2 separate regions of the Homo sapiens genome follow, and region 1 is linked to region 2. Evidence: read pairs that join two places in POLR2A ChIA-PET (ENCODE). Cell type or tissue: A673. All regions are shown on one strand.

Region 1 (8,000 bases), 320 kb before region 2:
AGGCCTGCCTTACAAACATTAATAATATCTACCCCTTACTCCAGACACTTGCAGAGACCTCATTTAATCCCCACAACTACTATCTGTGGTTTATAGATTTTCAGCTTACAGATACAAAATGTGAAGCCCAGGATGATGAAGTAACTTGTCCAAGGCCACATAGACCTAAGTGGCAGAAGTCTGACCTGAGCTCGATGTGGGACTCTGAAACCTTTACTCTTAATGCATGCAGGGCTGCCATCAGGTGCAAGATTTTCAAACTCTTCTGAGTGGGGGGCATCAGCCCAATGAAAGGATATTCCAGTATGTGGAAGAGAAATGTAGCAAACGTAAAGACTGATGCCATCTTTCACTTTTTTTTTTAAAAGACTGAAACATTTCAAGAACTCTTTCCTTAAGAGGTTACTGAGGACCTCGATGAAGATGCAAGAAAGACACTGACAGTATTCACGATCTATTAAACTGACCAGTTTCTACTAAATACCTACAACATGCCCAAGCACCAGAAAGACACAGATGAACATGTCTCTTGGAATACCAGAATAATTTCCCCACGTCAGCCTTGTGAATCTGTTTAGAGAGGAGGGCCCAGGGACAGCAATAGGAATAAAAACATGAACAGACACAGAACAGGAGCAGGCAGAAGAACAGAAGAAAAGGGATGAGGCAGGAGAGGAGTAGTTAATCTTACACAACATTTGGACTTTTCAAACGTAATTGCACATCCATTGACAACCGTTATATCACCTTATATTTACCCAGTGCTTTTTGTTTGAATCTCACAGCAGCATGATATTATAGGAAGGGGAAATATAAAACCAAGTTTTACAGCTAAAGAATATGTGGCCTCAGAGAGGTCATCTTTCCAAAAGTCACAGAGGGAGTCTCCCTCTGTTAGAGGGAGAGCCAGAGCTAGGATCTGGACCTCAGGACTCCTAGCACAGTGCTCATCCCACCACACAGAGCACTACTTGTGAAGCAGAACATACCCTTTACATGTTATCCACATGTTATCCACAGCTACAATGCTTGCCAGTGGCCAGCATGGTAATAAAGACTCCATTCTCATGTACATCTCCATAATTAGATTACTTTTCCCCATCCTCATCCCCACAACCTACTCACCAACAATTATCTGAGCCCAGCTATGCTCACCCCTTCTTAAGACCTGCCCTCTCTGGAATTACAGTAGACAATGACAAAGAAGTTGTAGTTGCCAGATGTCTCAAACTGCAGTGACACACATACACAAAATCACAGAATCGGCTGCACCCCTAATGCTTCTCTGTTCAAAATCCAGTTCTTCTTGTAATGACATCTAATCAGGCCCTGGAATCAGCTGAAACGAGAGCTTCTGTAAAAATCACTCTTCACTCGGTACTCAGCAGTTAAGTCTCTTAAATGTCAACCTGCTAGGAATTACTTTAAAAGATTTTTTTTTCCTTCATTACAAATCTCAAAGCTATTGAGTCTTTTCAACTTCCAGATGGATCCTGATATTCATATAGTCCAGAAAATGACAATGTTCTTTGTCTGCTAGGTTTGAACAATTTTGAGTTACTTAAAGAATGTGTCCACATTATTACAGACACTCAGGTTAATAATAAACATTGAGATCCTTATCCAGATATTTATAAGCCTTTAGAACTCTTTAAAGGATGCAAATAATTTGACCAGGATTTTTTTTTTTTTTTTTTTTTTTTTTTTTTTTTTTTTTTTATGAAGAAATTTCTCTACAACCAGGACTCTGGCTAAATCCATTAGCCCTACAATTTGGCTATGTGACCACCAGGTGGTGACAGTGTGCCACAATTCAGGACCAGCAAGGTTGGCATCAGGGAGCTTTCCCCACACTTATGTTGAAAACCAACCTTTCAAATTTAGATCTCACTTAATCCCCTGCCACATTTAAGGTGTTACTTTTAATACAGCATCTCAACCACCACCTCTGGGTTAGGTCCTTCATAATCTGTAGAACCGAAATCTTTTAATGTGGCATTCAGGACCCTCCAAGGTGGTCCCACCCCACCCACCACTCTCCTACACAGTCCCTGTATTACAGCCACACTTCAATGCATGTTTCCTGCACATTCACACAGATGCAAAGATGGTTCTAACATTTCTTGCTTCTGTATATTTGCTCTTGGGGATATCCCCTGATGTTCACCTACCTTTTCAGGCACCTATAAAACATCTGGAAACTTGCTCAGACAAAACTCCACCAAACAGTTGTAAAAGCCCAGAGTTCTACTAGTATTTAGGAATATGCTGAGTGTTGTTTCCTGTAGAAAACTTGTAATGTATATATATAATATATATTAAAAACATACATATATACACATATATACATACATATACATATATATGTAAATCATTACATATATACACATATATACACGCGCGTGCGTGCGTGCGTGTGTGTGTGTGTGTGTGTATGTATTTTGAGACGGAGTCTTGCTCTGTTGTCCAGGCTGGAGTGCCGTGGCGTGATCTTGGCTCACTGCAACCTCCACCTTCTGGGTTCAAGCGATTCTCTTGCCTCACCCTCCCTACTAGGTGAGACTACAGGTATGCACCACCATGCCCAACTAATTTTTGTATTTTTACAAAATTACAAAATAGTAATTTTGTAATTAGTAGAGACAGGGTTTCGCCATGTTAGCCAGGCTGTTCCCGAACTCCTGAGCTCAAGTTATCTGCCCACCTCGGCCTCCCAAAGTGCTGGGATTACAGGTGTGAGCCACTGTGCCTGGCCCTTGTATTATATATTAATCTTGATATTTTTAGGATAAATAAAAACGTGTGTCTTAATGAGCGCTAGATCACATAACCTGCCTTATCTACTTAGCTATTTCTCTTGAACATCTTTCCTTGTCATTAAATGATACATGAAGCGTTTTATGGTTCCCCTCACCAGGAGTCTGCTCAGTCTGGTGGACAGTATGCTGGGCTTGAAATCAAAACACCGAGATTCAGTCCTAGTTCTAGCAGGTGCTAGCTGTGTTTGGGCAAGTTGTTTAACCTCTCTGAGCCCAAGCTGCATGGGTGTAATGCTTACCTCCCAAAGTCTCTGACAGCCTAAATGAGATCACTCATCTGATCATTTCTAGCTTGGAACCTGCCTTGGAGTGACCTCTCAATTATTACTCATTTCTATCCACTCAGTTGATGTGATTTCTTTCTCCCTCCAAGCCACACCACTCTTTGTACCTTCCTGTGCCTCCATCCTGCTGGATCTCACCTTAAAGGAGCTTGGGAACTTGCTGTATTCCCCCTGCCAGAGCATAAGAACACTCCTGAAGGCAGGGCTGGCCTGACTCCTCTGACTGGCCCCAGGGATCCCCTAGCATATGCCAAGTCCCCTGCAGACGCCAGGCATCTGTGGAACTGAATGGGGAATCCAGCCTCCCTTCGCCTTAACCCTTGCCATTCTGGGCCTTGCACTCTTACAGCCCTGTACACAGCTTGGAAAAAAAAAAAAAAAGTCTGGCGTCTTTTAAGGCCCTGGCTTGACGTTGATGCTAAAAAATACTTTCAATCTGGAGCTTGGCTCTTTGGGGTCCCGATGATACCTCTCTGCCTGGTATCCTCTGCCTACAGCTTCTCTCTTGGTGGCCAGCTCTGCCTCCTCTTCTGCAGGTTCCTCTTCTGTGGCAGCAGAGGATAACCTTGTTAAGTGAGAGGAAGAGTGGTACCCCCTCTCTGCCTCCTCCTCACACGGGACGTAAACACCACGGCTTCAGCAGGGAGCTAGTCCATGCTGAGGCCTTCTCCAGCCTTTCTAGCCTTGATGTTTCTTTATTGTTGTCTGTGGCTTGGTTTCGTTTTTCCATTTTCATGAAAAAAAAAAAAAAAAAGCTTTCTTTTCTTGGCCCTTCTTCCAGCAGTTGATTGATTTGCATTGGATGCTGAAGCCACTTCCTGTTTTTCCTTCAAACCCCCCAGCAACTGTCTTCCTTACAAACGGCCTCAGAAAAAAAAGAAACAGCTCACATTCCTGGTACAGGGCACCTGGGAAGAAAAATTCATTGGATTTCATCAGGAAGTATGATGTTCCTTGGGCAGCATCCCAGGGTGGACCTTTCTGTTGACCCTATCAGGATGGTAAAATTGAAAAGAACCCCCAGAAGGCAGTCCTCACTCTGCAGGACACCTACTCCCAGAGGCACCGTGTCCATCATAATAGTTCTAAGCGTGTGTACTAGAATTGGATGTGGGTGTGTTTACTTCTGCACTGCCTCCTAGCTGTGTGACCCAAGGTGAGCTGCTGTGCCTTGCTGATCCCCAGTTTCCTCATTTGTCAAGTGGGTTGAGTCATAAGACTTCCTGTATTGGTTTCCTGTGGCTGCAGTGATCAATTACCATAAATGCAGTGGCTTAAATCAACACAAATCTACTAACTGTTCTGAAAGTCAGAAGTCTTCAAATCAAGGAGTTGGCAGGCTTGTATTTCTTCTGAAAGCTGTAGGGAGAAATCTGTTTTCTTGCGTTTTCTACTTTCTGCAGGCCACCTGCATTCTCTTTGCCCTTTCTTCCACTTTCAAAGCCAGCAGTGTAGCGTCTTCAAATCTTTCTCTTCCTGTTTGTGTGTCCTGTGCTTTTGTCATTAAATCTCCTTCTTTCACTCTGACTCTCCTGCCCGCCTCTTATAAGGACCTGTAATTACACTGAGCTCGCCTAGTTAATCCAGGATCATCTCCCAACTCAAGGTCCTAACTGAATCGCATGTGCAAGGTCGCTTTCCATGCAAGGTAACAGATTGCCAGGCTCTAGGGATTGGGGTATGGACTTCGCTATTTTGCCTGCCATACTTCTCTCATAAAACCATTATGAAAATATAAAAAGAGCATATATGTGTATTTTTCAGCACAATCCTGGCACATTGTAAGTGCTCCAAATATACAGCCATGATTATATCAATATACCAATACCAGCACTAGCAGTCAAAAGAGAAGTGGTTGTTAATGCTTAGTTAGGTAAAGCAGAGCCATTTGGATCAACCTTGAATGAAAGCAAATGGAAGCGTAATTGGGGCTGGATAGTGCACAGACACATCCTTTTACAGTTTCATATCCTCACTCTTCGTTTTAAAAACAAATGTTTACTGGGCACCCTCTAGATACCATACTTTCCATTCCTCACAATAGTCGTTTCTGGTAGATGTTACCGCCTTACTTTACAGGTGACGACAGTAAGACTTAGGTTACACAATTTGGTCAGATTGTTCAGCTGGTCACTAGCAAAGGCAGGATTTGAATTTGCTATTGTCTGATTTAAGCCCGCCCTCTTTCCAGGCTCCAGGACTTGGCGACATGCTGGCTCATACTCACTCTGATCATCAAAACTACACCAGACCTGCCCCACGGGCAGCTGGCACACTTGGCTTTCAGGGCAGAAATCAAGTTCTTGCTTCTCCGGTGTCCTCCACAGCCCTACACCCATCCAGGGGCACACGGTGGGTGGGCTATGCCATCCTTGTGATCTTGCTAGGAACAGGAGAGCCCAATGAGAGGCCTAAGTGCTTCTGGGGCAATGGTTCTCAGCCCTGGCATGTGTCACAATGACCTGGAGAGCCTGCTAAGCCAGACTGTTGGCCCCACCCCCAGAGTTCAGTAGGTCTGTATTTGCATTTCAAATAAGAACCCAGGTGATGCTGATTCTGCTAATCCAGGCCCACACCCTAAGAACCACCCCTCTGCAGGGATCCGGAAGTAAATTTATTAAAGGAGAATACACTGCTCAGATGTGGGGTATTAACACTCACTGGTCCCCACCCACTCCACTTCTGGACTTCTGCAGAGCTGCTAGCCCTACTTGACTAATAATTCCCAGCAGAGGGGCAGTCTCCCCATAACCTATGACACATCGCTCACTTTCCTCCACTGCTCCTGGAGGTGGCCCCCATTGGGAATCTTAGCTTTACTGGCTACATCTTTAGCAGAGAGGCCTGGGTCATCTGTCCTCCCTGTATCTTCAGCTCAGCCAAACAATAAAATGCAAGACACAAAACGTTGCCTTTGAAAATGAGGCAGCTGGGGAGAGGAACGATGCCTTTAAAAGGGCAAAGGTTCTTTGGGACACCGATCCTCAACATCTCACCCTGCAGCTCAAAGTCAAGGCTTGCCAGGGTTCAAGTTCTCAAGTGTGCTTCAGTGGTGTTATTTAGATGTGACCCTATAGGCTGAAGGGCATGCACATTAGCATATTTTGTAACAGCTGTTGATGAAGATGTTAAGTCTTGCTCAGGGGACCAGTTGCAGTGAGAAGCATTTTATGAGAACAATATATATTGTAGACATCTGAATATATTTCCATGAGAAAATAAGGATGAAGAAACAAAAAAAAATGGTATAGTGTCCTTACACAGCAGATGAATATTTAATACACTGGAGCTTATCTTTAAGAGAAAAAAATACCCTTTGCAATTTTTCATGCTTCCTACAATAGCAATCCATATACGAAATGACAAACACTATAGCCACCCATATAAATACCACGTATTTCATTATTCCTTTCTTACGGTGGCACAAAGGCCAGCTGCTACATGAAGTATCATGAAAACATAAATTAGTGGTTATAAATAGCATATTTAAAGGATGAGGCCATCTAAAATCGGTTGGCTTAACAGAGGCCAAGAACAAGTCTGAGGAATTGATAAGACAGGAGGGAAACTCAGGTAGTATATGCAGATCCCAGGACAGCAGCCCACAGATGCTCCACCAGGGGCTCTCAAAACAGAGTTCAAGGGGGATAGGTCTCAGGGCCCCGGAGGAATGATCCTACTTTCAGTTGACCCTTGCCACCTCAGGAGGGACCAATTCAGAGACTGCTTATCACCACTATTTTTAACTTCTTGGCAATATAACCAGTACAATGGGAAAATCGCCCAAAGTAAATACATACTCTCCTTTGATTCTTCTCCTGGAAAGCAGTTTTCTACTATTTTCCGTTAGAATCATTTCCAGGGTAAATCACACTTCAGAGGCAGAGCTTAAGTCTAAGGGTCCCCTAAGGAGCATGTATCCTGGGCTGGGAGGAGCTAAAAAAAAGGCATGTCTTTGCTCTCTGCTGTAGATGCTGTGTCCAAGCAAGTCCTTTGAGAAGCCTCTGCAAGTTTTTCACCTTCAAGCCTCCTGCGTTATTACTATTTCCTGAGTTTTGCTACCAAACAAAATTACCTGTAGTCATATATAATTATTTTTCCATGAGACAGCTTAATATTGATAACATTTTTGTGGTTTTTAAATTTTATTTTATTTTTCCTTTTCCATCTCTCTTTCCTGGTATTAATAACATTTTTGAACATTTTCTTTCTACTAGGCACTGTACGAGGATCCTCTCATGTAATCCTCATCTCAATCCTATGAGCTGGGTACCACTATTACCCCCACTTTATATACAGGAAAACTGGATCACAGCAGTGCAGTAACTTGCTCAAGATCTTGCAGCTTGAAAGTGGTGGTACAAATCTAAAATCCAGATCTGTCTTCAAAGTCCATGCTTTTAACCACTGCACTGTGCAGCCTGAATTCATCCATTCACCATATTATGTTAATACAGTTCCATATTAAAGAGAAAACTGTTTAAACTATTTTAAAACTTAGGAAGGATAAATGCATAACTTGTGTTGGAATTTTTTAAGCACATAAAATAGTTTCAGGCAACCCATTCAGGTCTTCATGGACCCCTAGCTGTCCTGGACCTCACATTAGAAATCACTGACCTAGACCCACCTGAACATCATTTGCCATGTGAATCTTCTAGGTCTGCACAAAACACCTAGTTAAAAATATCGTCTGATGCTCTGGAATAACAAGTCAAATAAAATCAAAATACGGAATGACATTCAAGCCTCTTTTTTTGAGTGTGTGAGATGGGGTCCTGCTCTGCCACCCAGGCTGGAGTGCAGTGGCGTGACCACGGCTCACTGCGACCTCAACCTCCCAGATTCAAGAGATCCTCACACCTCAGCCTCCCGAGTAGCTGGGACTATAGGCATG
Region 2 (8,000 bases):
TTGAGAAGCTCACTCTGAGGAAGGAAGACCTACAGTCAGAAGAGGCATGCCAAGTTATCAAGCATCATTTGGAATGATAAAGATTTATGACACAAAACTAAGTTCTTTCTCCACTTAGAAAATGGAGAATCAGGTCAAATATTTAAATGACTGAGATGAAAAATTATGACATTAATAACTATCATACACTGAGTATTTACCATGTGTCAGGCACCTGAAGCCTCCCAACCCTGTGATTTTTAAAATATGATGTGGAGTTTTTAAAAAGTGATGTGGAGTTTATCATTTATTATTATTCCTATGGATACACAATAGTTGTACAAGTTTATGGGATACATGTGATTTTTTTGTTTGTTTTTTGGAGACAGAGTCTCACTCTGTGGCCCAGTGGTGTGATCTCAGCTCACTGCAACTTCTGCCTCCCAGGCTTAAGTGATTCTCCCACCTCAGCCTCCCAACTAGCTGAGACTACAGGCGCACGCCACCACACCCAGCTAACTTTTTTGTATTTTTAGTAGAGACGGGGTTTTGCCACGTTGGACAGGCTGGTCTTGAACTCCTGACCTCAAGTGATCCACCCACCTCAGCCTCCCAAAGTGCTGGGATTATGGGTGTGAGCCATCATGCCTGGCCTAGATGATATTTTTATGCAAGCATTCAGGGTGGAATGATCAAATCCGGGTAATTGGGATATCCATCACCTTAAGCATTTGTCATTTCCTTGTGTTGGAAGCATTCTAAATCTTCTCCTCCAGCGATTTTAGAATTTGTGATAAACTATTGTTAACCATAGTCATCCTACGATGCTGCTGAATCCTACATCTTATTCCTATTGAACTGTATTTTTGGATCCATTAGTCAACCACTCTTTATTCCCTCCTCCTCACTACCCTCCACTGCCTCTAGTAACCACCATTCTATTCTCTACCTGCATGGAATCAATTTGTTACCTTCCACATGAGAATGCTAACATTTGATATTTGTCTTTTTGTGCCTGGCTTATTTCACTGAACGTATGTCTTCCAGTTTCATCCATGTTGCTGCAAATGACAGGATTTCATTATTTTGAACGACTAAATAATATTCCATTGTGTATATTTACCACATTTTCTTTTTCCATTCATCTGTTGATGGACACTTAGGTTGCTTCGAAACCTTGGCTATTGTGAAGAGTGCTGCAATAAATATGGGAGTACAGATATCTCTTTGATATACTGATTACCTTTCTTTTGTTATATACCCAGCAGAGGGATTGCTGGATCATATGGTAGTTCTAATTTTAGTTTCCAAAGGACCCTCCACGCCGTTTTCCATAGTGGCTGTACTAATTTGCACTCTCACTATCAGTATAGGTTCATTCCCCTTTCTCTGTATCCTTGCCAGCATTTGTTATTTTCTGTCATTTTGATAGCCATTTTAACTGGGTTAAAATGATACCTCACTGTGGTTTTGATTTGTATTTCCCTGATGATTAGTGATGTTTAGCATTTTTTTCATATTCATGTTGGCCATTTGTATGTCTTTTGAGAAATGTCTATTCAGATCTTTTGCCCTTTTTAAAATCAAATTCTTATTATTGCTGTTGAGTTGTTTGAGTTCCTTATATATTTTAGTTGTTAATTCCATGTCAGATGAATAGTTTGCAAATATTCTCTCCCATTCCGTAGGTTGCCTCTTCACTTTGTCAATTGTTTCCTTTGCTGTACAGCAGCTTTTTGAGCTTGATATAATCATTTGTCAATTTTTGCTTTGGTTGTCTGTGTTTTTGAAGTTTTACTCAAGAAATGTTTGCCCAGATCCATGTCCTGAAGCATTTCCCCAATGTTTTCTTCTAGTAGTTTAATTACTGTCATTTTTACAGTGAGTCTACTAGACTCCAAAGCCCGTAATCAGTTAACTCTAGCCCTTTACAACTGAACTGCTGGTTCTAGAACTTGAGTTTGCACAAAAATCACCTGGAGTTCTTGTTTAAAATTCAAAGCACCACACTCCACTCTTAGAGATTTGAGCTCTGTAGGTCTAAGATGGGAGCCAGAAGTATTCAGTGAAAAAAATAGATAGGTGATTTGAATGCAGGTGGTTTTAGGGTAACACTGAGGAACACTAAATTTCACTTCTCTACCTTAGTTATCTGAATGTCTGAATAGTTTCTTTATCATAGGAACAGGAAAAGAAGCAATAATGTAATCTATCATAAGACTTAAGAAGAAGTTACTGGACCATCTATCTTTTTTGCATAGCACTATGTTGTAGAATGCTTCTACCCATAAGACAGAAATAGCTTAGAATAATTTTGTAGGCTAATATTGAATTTCTCAATCAGGTTTCATTTTAGATGACTTTTGCTACACAATTAGTATGAACAGTTATTTGAGTGCACTATCAAATTTTAAAAGTTGTAATTATATACACAAATAAATATAATGTTTTAAGAGTTGTTTGGGACTCCAACCTTATTATCATGCAAATAATAAATTACATACCTTGCCATACACACAATTTTTGGTAGTGATTGAAACAAGAACCTATTTCTCTAACTCCTAACACTAGTTACATTTGGGTCTTTCTCTGTAAAATATTTTTAGTACATTGTCCTAAAAGTCTTTCTATTATATAAGATTTTTAGTTAAATTAAACCATTTAAAAAAACACGGTGAAACCCCGTCTCTACTAAAAATACAAAAAATTAGCTGGGTGTGATTGCAGGTGCCTGAAGTCCCAGCTACTCGGGAGGCTGAGGCAGGAGAATGGCCTGAACCTGGGAGGCAGAGCTTGCAGTGAGCCGAGATCGCGCCACTGCACTCCAGCCTGGGCGACAGAGTGAGATTCCGTCTAAAAAAAAAAAAAAAAAAAAAACCAGCCTAGTGTTTGTTCTTATCCTTAATTTTGAAAGCTAAGTCCCTGGGAAAAAAGTACTTGAATTACGTATATATCTCATCAAGAAAACAGTGCATACATTTGAATGCATAAGCCACAATTTTCTTATTGACATACGGGTAACTTACAGAGGAAAGATTTCCATGCATAAATTCTACCTATGTTCACTTATTATTTAGTGTTTGTAACTTAGGTTGAAGTTGTGAGGTGATCTGTATCTTCCAAGGAACAGAAGACAAAGTAATCAAGCACACCCACCTGTAGCTCTGTGACGCTCAGGTTCTCAGGGTCACCAGTTGATACCTTCAGGAGACAAAGAAGTCTTGGGCTCTCAAAAATCCCACAAAGCAAGATGGCCACCACAATGGAACCCAAGACAAGGGAAGACTGAAGTCCTAAAGCCAGCAATTGGTAATGACAAAAACAGAGGTAAAGTGCTCAAGTGAGGCTGACTGATGAGTCACATTTTAAAAACAATGACCAAAGCCAAATATCTCTGTTCTTAAAAGTTGTTTCAGGGCCAGGAGTGGTGGCACATGCCTGTAACCTTAGTGCTTTGGGAGGCCAAGGCAGGTGGATAGCCTGAGGTTAGGAATTTGAGACCAGCCTGGCCAACATGATGAAACCCCATCTCTACTAAAAATCCAAAAAAATTAGTCGGAAGTGGTGGTGCGTGCCGATAGTCCCAGCTACTCAGGAGGCTGAGCCAGGAGAATAGATTGAACCTGGGAAGCAGAGGTTGCAGTGAGCTGAGATTGCTCCATTGCACTCTAGCCTGGGTGACAAGAGCGGAACTCCATCAAAAAAAAAAAACCTGTTTCGGGAAACCTCTGAGTTGATCTATGTCTACAAGACTAAACCAAAACATTAATGGTGAAGAAAAACGTCCTGTCTAGAAGAGTTGACTGCTGTCTATTAAAACAAAAGTGGAGGTGGGATAGCAGAGGAGGGGTGAAGAGTAAATCATAGGATTTAAACAGATGATGACAAGGCCAGGTGCCTAGGGACAGACAGATTACTAAGAAATTTATGATATGCTAATTTCAATTCTGAGTCTTGTCACTGATTTAAGTTCCAGTGTACTCTGGACATCTCATAGTCAAAATATAACCATTTGGAACATTTAATATCCATGAAAAGATTGTAAAACAAGAATGTAAATGAAAAAAGCATTTTTAAAAAGCCAATGAAATTTGTCTTTTCTTTATACCAACTACTTAGCTTCCAAGATTGCCAAGGACTTTTCAGAAAACAGTGTTTATTGTCAGTGATTCAGCAGGGAAACTGATCTGCTGGTCTTTGGCTTGGCCACATCTGAGGCCAATTCCAAGAATTTCCTAACTTAGAGCTTAATCACTGGAATAAGACCGAAGGCCTAAACCCAGATAATTCCTATTTTAGATACAGACCTCATGGGCTGATTTACTGGTTTTATCTTTAAAATAGCTTCAAAAATAATTGGGCTGTAGGGGTGAAAAATCCCACTCTCTCTGTATTGATTGTCAAGACACATAGGGGAGACTTCAGAGAAAAGTTAACATCAGCCTTTCCCTCCCCACTTTACCTTCAATACCTGCCCATCTTACTTTGGAACTACATACTTCAAACATAGGGCCCTTTTTCTACCTCCTCCATATCTCTCCCCCAGCACTCATTGTCCTAACATCCATATCCACTTCCATTTTGACTCCATGACGATGCAAAGTTAAGCTCCTAGAGAATACATTTGATCATCTTATGCTTAAAGATGCCCACAAGATAGGACTTAAATTTGTAACGTAACATTAAAAGACTCTTCACATTCTAGCCAATGGATTGGCAAACTACAGCCTACGTGCCAAATCTGACCCACCAACTCTTCTTGTAAAGTTTTATTAGAACATAGCCACGCCTATTCATTTGTGTATTGTCTATGACAGCTTTCATACAAGGGTAGAGTTGAGTAAGTCTCCCCAAAGCCAGAAACATTTACTGGTTTTTTTGTTTTGTTTTGTTTTGTTTTTTAGACAGAGTCTTGCTCTGTCGCCCAGGCTGGAGTGCAGTGGCACAATCTCGGCTCACTGCAAGCTCTGCCTCCTGGGTTCACACCATTCTCCTGCCTCAGCCTCCTAAGGAGCTGGGACTGCAGGCGCCCACCACCACAGCCAGCTAATTTTTTGTATTTTTTTTTTTTTTTAGTGGAGACGGGGTTTCACCATGTTAGCCAGGATGGTCTCGATCTCCTGACGTCGTGATCCACCCGCCTCGGCCTCCCAAACTGCTGGGATTACAGGCATGAGCCACCACACCCGGCCACATTTACTGTTTTTACATTACCAACCCTGATCTAGGCCTCAATTCACTTTTTCAGTCTCCTTTGCTGTCTGTCCCCAAAGTAAGTTCACTACACTCTAAAACCAGACTGACTATTCTCCAAACATACCACTGTCTTTTAAGAATACTCAGTTCTGAATACATTGTTCTCTGTTCCTTGAAAGTTCATATCATGCTGCTAAAACTGGTGAGCTCCCTCTCTTTCTTTACGTCTCAACCCAAATATTATCTTCTCTGTGAAACCTTCCCTGACTCTCCCCAGACAGATTGGCCTCTCCCTCCTCTATTCTGTCTTAATACTTTATATGTGCTTCTGTTATAGCATGTATCACTTCATATCTCACTCATCAAGATATCTTATTAGGCTATGAGCTCTTGGAGAGCAGTTGTCTGAATTTTTGTATTCCATGTGTCTTGCCGAGTGGCTGACTTATTTACATGTTTGCTAAGTGTTTGATGAATGAATGAATGAGCGATTTGCAGACCATGCATATTAATTTGGAACACTGGCCATGTTTGTTAAGTTATATTTTACTAATTTAATTAGCTTAGTCATCTTACAGAAAAATGTGCTTTGCTCACGGGAATGGGTTAAGAGATAGTGTCCAAAACAATTTGCAATTTATCCCTACCACAGAAAAATAAAAACAGTCAAAGCAAAACTGAGTATCCTATGTTTATACCTTAAGAACCATGCATTCTTATGAATGAGCTATCAAGAGGGTGTCTATAAAGTGGAGTCTTTCTATTTAACTACTTCTCTCTGTTCTCCATTCTCAAGTTCTCCATTCTTCTCTCTGTTCTCCATTCTCAAGGAAGAAAGAACAATTGCACAGTTGAGTTTTAATTAGGGCAACACTTTCCTTCTCCTTAATAAAAATCCAATACACCAAGTACAGATTTATTGATTAAAATCTTAAATTCCACTTTTCAAACAACATAAAGAAATCCTTCCTCAGTCCTTTTGTAAGCCTCTGTATTGATAAATTGACACATTTAATATTGAGTCACTCTTAGACCAAAGAGTACTTGTGTGTCCACATTTCTAGTTAGCAAAATGATGTTGGAAAAGGTAGAAGTAAACTTATGACACTAGCCTATTTTTTTTCATGGTATAATGTTTCCCAACATCTCCCGACATTGAATGAAGCACTTTTCTGAAAGCTGAAAATATTTTTTTATTGAATAGGCTGTAACAAGCACTAGAATAAAATGTTCAATTCATACAACTGAGATTGATTCATTTCTTTTGTATCCACTGTTTATGGAAAGATTTTACCTTTGAAAGACAACTAGTCCTATAGTTTCTTGAAAAGCTAAGGTATGCATTAAGTAGAAAAATAATTAGACACAAAATATTAGAAGATTCCACAGATCCCTCCTGGAAAAGGCTGTGTTGAAGTTTGAACACTTACATGGTGGCCCCCCACTTTGTCCTTAGGGCGGGACACAGCTCGCTTCCCTGGCCAGAGTCTGAACATTTCTCAATCACTGTGGCTGCACTGGCTGGAGGGGGGTTTGCTGTGCCAAACATTATTCTCATCCTTGTCTTTGGCCCATGCCAGGCCACAGCCCACTTCCTATGATGGCAGGACTTGTATGAAGCTACCATGATTGAAAATCAAATTCATATCCTAGGGTAACTGATTCAGAATCAGATCTGACTTGGAGCCAAACTTTTAAAATCATTTCTGAGCTTTCATGTTGTCTTCTGAAAAATGGAAAGGATAATAATAACGCACCAATTGCAAAGATGAATTAATGAGCTAAAGGTGAAAAATCAATCTATAAAGCTAGGAGAAATACAGATGAATTTTTTGAAATGACCTTTGGTTAGAGAAGGCTTTTCTAAACATGAAAACAAATGAGAAACCAAAGAGGAAAAAGATCAGTGGATATTTCTCCAAGGGTTTAGAAAGAAAGTTCTCAATCAGAATTGGGTGAGCTATGTGGGAGTACGGCCTTAAAAGTTGCTATTTTTTCTTCTATGTTTGAGCAGGGATTTGATATGTTTCCTTGCTGTGGTGTGCATGTCCCCTCCAAAACTCACGTTGAAATTTAATCCCTAGTGTGGCAGTATCAAGAGAGGCCTTTAAGAGGTGACTGGATCACGAGAGCTCTGCCCTCAAGAATGCATTAATCCATTCGTGGATTAATGGACTAATGAGTTATCATAGGAGGGGAACCGGTGACTTTATAGAAAGAGGAAGAAAGACCTGAGTAAGCAGGTTTGCCTGCTTAGTCCCCTTGCCATGGGATGTCCTGCACTACCTCAGGACTCTTCCAAATGTACCTCATCAACTTTGGACTTCCCAGACTCCAGAATTGTAAGAAATAAATTTCATTTCTTATAAATTACCCAGTTTCAGGCACTCTTCTATAAGCAACAGAAAATGGACCAAGATATTCCTTATCTTTCATATGGAATGGCCTTAGAAGTCCTAATGTCTAGCCGGGCTCAGAGGCTCACGCCTGTAATCCCAGCACTTTGGGAGGCTGAGGCAGGAGGATCATGAGGTCAGGAGATCAAGACCATTCTGGCTAACACGGTGGATTCTACCGTGGCTGTCTCTACTAAAAATACAAAAACAAAAACAAAAAAAAAATGTAGAAGCCCTAATGTCTGCATATTGATTTTCCTGTTGTCCCAATTCCTTTTGAATGTCTCCACCACATACTGCATTTTCTCTATGTGTAGTGCTTACGGCTGTCCTACAGAAGTGCATATTCCCCTTATCTTTCTTCCTGTATGAATGCCAGACACTAGGCGAAAACATGGACATGTAAGAATTTTAAATATTACAGCGACC

The links. ChIA-PET counts read pairs that join two places held together with the same protein. Peaks named below come from ENCODE experiments on the same cell type or tissue, not always from the same donor. Only the 100,000 strongest peaks of a DNase experiment are listed, where the experiment ranks them.
Region 1: POLR2A ChIA-PET joins it to region 2 with 15 read pairs; 2 of 35 experiments call an interaction of 5 or more read pairs at or near these places.

What each region holds. Positions count from the first base shown.
Region 1 is chr15:61,165,804-61,173,803 of GRCh38, forward strand. The region is part of intron 1 of RORA (RAR related orphan receptor A); the gene reads right to left. Among named protein-coding and RNA genes, the nearest start is that of RORA, 59 kb to the right of the region's middle. RefSeq lists an enhancer at 7,730-8,000. In A673, CTCF peaks have their summits at 1,794 (motif pointing right) and 4,238; DNase peaks (open chromatin) are centred at 1,818 and 4,318; H3K27ac peaks cover 4,510 bases.
Region 2 is chr15:61,485,580-61,493,579 of GRCh38, forward strand. No RefSeq gene overlaps it. Among named protein-coding and RNA genes, the nearest start is that of LINC02349, 240 kb to the right of the region's middle. In A673, no CTCF peak of the experiment used is centred here; no DNase peak of the experiment used is centred here; H3K27me3 peaks cover 269 bases.